Linked DNA regions of Homo sapiens: region 2 is linked to region 1. Evidence: chromatin contacts called from ENCODE Hi-C or POLR2A ChIA-PET data. All regions are on one chromosome and are shown on one strand. The core of a region is the stretch at or near the end of the contact, and the rest is flanking DNA. Distances in the headings are between cores, read along the strand shown. Region 1 overlaps PPARD (peroxisome proliferator activated receptor delta). Region 2 overlaps FKBP5 (FKBP prolyl isomerase 5).

Region 1 (2,911 bases), core at 395-2,894:
AACCCAGACCCACCTTAGAAACCACACTTGTAGCTGCTGTGCACACAACCTAGCAAGTCTGACCTAGGAGTTAGTGGAAAGGGCAGGCAGTGAACTTTGCCTTTGGACTAGGGGAGCTCAAACAGAGTAATAAATATGTAATCACTGTGTGGACTAGAAGTACAGTCACTATTTCAAGCCAGAGACCAACAAGGCCAGGCCCAGAGAGGAGGTCAATGAGCACAGGTTCATGTACGTCTGCAGCATAGGAAAGAATCTCTGCAATGAGTTTTTTTCCAAACAAGGTGGTCATGTTCACAGGTTCTAGGGGTTAGGACTTGGACATATCTTTTGGAGGGGCAACCATCCAACTCACTACAGGCAGGAAAATCAGTGGGGAGAAACACTCAAAAGAACGGGAGGAACGACCTGTGCATGGCAGAGGAATGAGGTTTAAAGCTGTCAGTAAGGCTCCGGGAAACTGAGAGAATGACGGATTATTAACAGAAAGGGGATATGCAAAGAGCAGAGACAAAGATGGACTCTGCTTTTAAGGCTGCACACTCCAGCAGGCAGGTGGACACAGGGACCTGGTTTTCAGGAGAAAAGAACTTTAGTATTTGGTAGCTATAAGAGCAGATGGTCACAGCCACAGGAAGGGACAAGCGCGTGGAGGGAGAGGAGAGAGGGCAGAAGCCTGAAGAATGTTGACACTCAGGCAGCGGAAAGAGGAAGAGGAACCAGGGCAGCAAAGGCGCAGTCAGAGAGGAAGGGAAACAGAGGCCATGGGAGAACAGACATTTACCCTCCTAGGGGGCAGGGTCCAGTCTCTTTCTTCTGCATCATTCCCGAGTCTAACAAGGTACTAGGCATAGAGTAGGCACTTGGCAACCGCTGAAGTAATAATAAAAAGCAATTATGTGAGAGAGACCAACATGTGAGTGATTTCTAAGATGCAAAGAAAAGAAGGTAAAGGCATCTGTAATGCTTGAGAGCTTGGCCAAGTTACATGAGGCAGCATCTTCTGAGAGGGTGTGGGGTGAGTAGGGGAAGGCCTGGAAGAAACCCCAAGGGAAATGTGATGGGAAAACCACGAGAAGAAGAAAAGAATGAGCAGCCAGCTGCTGGAGAAGGTGAATTCTGGGGCCTTAACTGCCCCACCATGGGGCTCGTGTGAGCTCCCTGCTACACACAAGAGCTGCCTTGCCATCTAGCCGCTCTTTTTTTTTCCAATCCCAACCATCCATTCCACATATTTATCTAAAAAGCAGTTACCACAACTCATCTTGGGGAGAAGAACTGCTGTGAAACCCATGAGCGAGAGGCTGCTGCTGTGACCTGGGAAGACCTGCCCTGCATCCCTGGCAAGTTCTCTGGGGTGACTCTTCACCATGGGCGGGTAGCAGGCTTTTCCAGACAGGAAGTGTGTGGAGAGGAGCAGGGACTGTGGCCAGTGGGTGACTCATGAAGCGTTTACCAGCCATGTGGGTGCCCACCACCCTCAGATGGGGGCAGACTGGGCCAGTTGCATCAGACTTCCTGGAAGCATTTCTTCATTTCTATTTTTGAAGACACTGAACTTCCAGAGTGACATCTCTCCTGACGACTTCAAAAGGCACTCCAATCAGCAGCCATAACCAGTATCTTCTTACACATACTTTATCCACCCAACTCTACTCACTCCCCAACATGCCTGCACACAATAGAGGAAGTGGCCAGACAACACGATGCAGCCTTTCTAAGGGCAACAGGAAACGATACAATACCACGGAGCCACAATGAGGACCCGGGCAGCTAGAGCTCCCACACACCACCATCTTTCCCAACAGCCAGACCCTTCCTGGCCCACAGACAGGGTCAGGACACAGACAGCATCAATTCCCAAACTAACTGGTTGACAGGTCAGAGAATATCATCATTCAAAAGATCACAGGACTTCCTGTACAAATTAACCCAGATTCAAAGGAACAGGGAGTCAGGTACCCTTATACTGCAGTGAGAGGGTAAATTAGTACAACTTTCTAGAATTTGGCAATATGGCAACATTTATTAATATCCTTACATTTTGATTCATTCAAAATTTGCACATATACACACATACACATCCTTTAAAAACTGAATACCTACCAAGTGCCAGGAACTATGCCAAGTAGTAGGGGAGACAGAGAAGGTGACTGTTCTCAAAGAGCTTTTGTTCTAGTCACAGATTCGGACAATTAACCAATAAATCAACAAAATAATTTCTGAGTGCAGAGAGCACTGGCTATAAGAGCAAAAGATGAGAAATAACCTAAACGTCTGTTGGCAGGACTGATTAAATAAGATTAGATATTCTCATAAGAATGAATACCGCTCTGCTATTAAAAGTGCATTCTTGAAAACTATATTCAAATTGCTAGGATATAAATGTTTAAAGCAGGTTTCAAAACAGTACCATGATTATGTCCAGTGACAGAAGCCAATCACAAAAGATCACATATTGTATGATCCCATTTATATGAAATGTCCAGAACAGGTAAATCTGTACGTAGAGAAAGCAGATGAGTGGTAGTCTTGGGCTGGAGTAAGGGCGGGATGGGGCATCGAGGCGGGAATGCACGCTAATGGATTATAAGATGTCTTTTTGGGACTAAGAAAATGTTCTAAAACTAGATTGTGGTGATGGTTGTACAACTCTGTAAATACTAAAAACCATCAAATTGCACACTGTCAACAGGTGGACTTTATGACTTACATCTCAACAAAACTGCTAAAAAGTAACATTCAATATGACTTCAATATGGTTTTCAAAAAGAGGGGGTGTGAAGGGTCATGAGGGGAAGGATGAATAGCCATTCAAAACATTAACCGTGGAAATTCTCTGAGAGGAAAGTTCTAGGTAATTTTATGGTCTTCCTTATATTTATCTTTATTTTCCAAATATTCTAAAATA
Region 2 (2,700 bases), core at 158-2,657, 300 kb before region 1:
CTGGCTTATTAATTTCATTAATACTTTGCTTTTACCTCCATTTAACAAACTTTGGTATTACCATATATGAGATATTTTCATGTGTATGTGTGCATTTATATTTTTTAAATATGTGACTGAGTTTTTTCCCTTTTTCTTAGATTCCTAGGCTATTTCAATATTTTTATACCTGTTGTCTACTCTGCAGCTAATGACACAGATAGCAGTATATGAGTTTTTCTTTTCTTTTCTTTTCTTTCTTTTTTTTTTTTGAGATGGAGTCTTGCTTTGTTGCCCAGGCTGGAGTGCAGTGGCACGATCTTTTCTCACTGCAACCTCCGCCTCCCAGGTTCAAGCGATTCTTGTGCCTCAGCCTCCCGAGTAGCTGGGATTACAGGTGCCCACCACCACACCCGGCTAATTTTTTTTTGTATTTTTAGTAGAGTCGGGGTTTCACCATATTGGCCAGGGCGAACTTCTAACCTCAAGTGATCCACCCGCCTCAGCCTCCCAAAGTGTTAGGATCACAGGCATGAGCCACCGTGCCCACTGAGAATTTAATACACTTTATGTAAGTTAATTTTTTATGATAGTTATCTAGCTTTGCCAGACCAATTTTGTTAGTAAATTTAAAACATTAAAAAATTTTGAATCCTCCTAATTCTGTGTCTCTAATTTAGTAATTTTAAGTTTTGATCCTTGTTTCATTCTATCATTCTTTTATTTAAAAAAATTGTCATTGGCTTTTCTAAAAGTGAATCGTGAATCATGATTCATGTGAAATAATTAACTCTAAAACAGCAAAGATACCTTTTAGAACCTTCATTTTTTATAAATTGCATTAACAAGTTATGCAGTGATGTGAAGATACAAACTAAGGTCATTAAGTTTTCTTTAATTTATAATTTATATTAACCTATTCATTGAAAAGGATTTGATAGTTTGTGATTAAAGCAAAACAGGCAAAGACCATTAAAAACAAAGACAGAAAATGAGCATAAATCACTTGAGAAATAATGAGCAGAATGGGGGAATGGGAAGAAATCTTTATACCAGTAATCTGAGGCAAGATAGTTTCTGTGTTTGAACATTAAATTTAGCTCTGAGCTTCCTGGCAAGCAAGAGAAAAAAGGAAACAGGGTGACTTTTATAGTTATTGTCCAGTAAAGAAAGCTTTTTCAATTTTTCAGAAGAGAGAAACTTTTTCTGAGTCATAAGTTATAAGAGGTTTGTTATGTGAATTCTTACATATGGAACATAATTTATATTTCTAATTTTGAAAATTATTGAATTTCTTCTGTTGCTGTCTTAGCCATCAGGTACCATTCTATGCATTGTAATTATATTGGTCATATTAAGTTCATGTCCACTGTTGTCAAAAGTGGAAATACCATGGCTGGGGTGTGTTTATGTATTGCCTCTAGAGCTGTAGCCACTGACGAACAGGAAACTGAAAGCTAAAAGTTCAGGAAATGTATTGTATTTAGACTGTGGAAAACATATATATGATACTTTACTGAAAACCATGCTCTTTTGAAAACTGAAATATGTATGTATTTAATTAGAGATGAATATTAAGGATTCATATCAGATGCTTAAATATGATAATAGATACAGTATGTGCATTGTAGGCCAGGAATATTGTGCAATGCTAGAAAAAAAGGCAACAGATTATTGTATGTATTCAGCTATATTCTTTCAAGAAACAAAACAGCTGGCACATCAATTGAATTCCTCAAGGATGTCTTATTTCCAGAGAATTCCAGAGTTTTAGTTTTAGCTTAGTTCCAAGGAAGAGGAGGTCCCTGTTTTACAGGATAGCCTATTTCAGTCTTAGGGAGTTCTAATGGTTAACTTCTGTTTTCATACACTGAATTTAACTTTGTTTTCCTGTGATTTATTAATACAGTCTATAGCTTTCTTAGAGTTGAGAAGAAAATGATTAATTGATCAAACTTTTTTTGAAAAGTTAATTGCATCTCAAGTGTTTTCTTAGATATTGTTTCATTTTAGGTTCCTTATAAAATACTTCCTACAGGAGTCTTTAGTTTTGAAGTTATAAAAAAAAATTATCAGAGGAAATATGACTAATGTATATGCTTGGTTGAGCTGCATTTTCTTACTGTTTCTATACTTAGTATTTTAACAGGATGTGATTGATAGGAATTTAACATTCTAATTCTTTAAGACAATCATGAAGTTCTGATAGTTTCTTAGAAATGGAAATTGTGTCATTATATTTTGTTGTTTTATTGTTGTGCATTTTAACAAAAGAGGTGACTTCACATGTACCCTAAAACTTAAAGTATAATAATAACAAACAAAACAAAACACATGTACCCTAAAACTTAAAGTATAATAATACAAAAAAAAGAAGAAAAAAAACAACAAAAGAGGTGACTTATAACTATTCCATTCCAGTTTTATGATATGAAATTGTAGTCACACAGAACATTTAGGGGCCACATTAAGTGAAAATTCCATTTATTACAAAGTTTTTAAAAGGATTTTTAGCTGTATTACATGTCACTTAATTATAATCAATTTAATAGTTTCATTAAAATTAGACTCTTTTCAGGATTGATTTTGGTTTTGGTCTGTTAGGGTTGTGTGTTTACCCCTGAACTGTTGTGGTAGCCAAAGGGATAGAAAGCACTGACTGGCAAAAAATGGACACTGGGCCTAGCCTAAGAGGGAGAAGCAGGGCTTCCCAGAGGAAAG

Evidence for each region. A loop is a pair of places that touch in the nucleus more often than their neighbours do. ChIA-PET counts read pairs that join two places held with the same protein, here RNA polymerase II (POLR2A).
Region 2: a loop to region 1 is called in a map of posterior vena cava, with 5 times the contacts of the local background. The contact joins two enhancer-like sites. A Hi-C loop is called at or near these places in 1 of 168 maps with a recorded cell type or tissue (posterior vena cava). POLR2A ChIA-PET finds 5 or more read pairs at or near these places in 1 of 52 experiments (SK-N-SH).

Annotation. Positions count from the first base shown.
Region 1 is chr6:35,369,109-35,372,019 of GRCh38, reverse strand. The region is part of intron 2 of PPARD (peroxisome proliferator activated receptor delta); the gene reads right to left. Among named protein-coding and RNA genes, the nearest start is that of PPARD, 28 kb to the right of the region's middle. RefSeq lists enhancers at 702-961, 1,301-1,380, 1,411-1,660. Within about 2 kb of position 1,644, at least 27 of the 41 ENCODE cell types and tissues checked have a DNase peak (open chromatin) inside an H3K27ac peak, as active enhancers do.
Region 2 is chr6:35,668,283-35,670,982 of GRCh38, reverse strand. All of the region lies in intron 1 of FKBP5 (FKBP prolyl isomerase 5), which reads left to right. Among named protein-coding and RNA genes, the nearest start is that of MIR5690, 4.8 kb to the right of the region's middle. Within about 2 kb of position 1,407, at least 8 of the 41 ENCODE cell types and tissues checked have a DNase peak (open chromatin) inside an H3K27ac peak, as active enhancers do.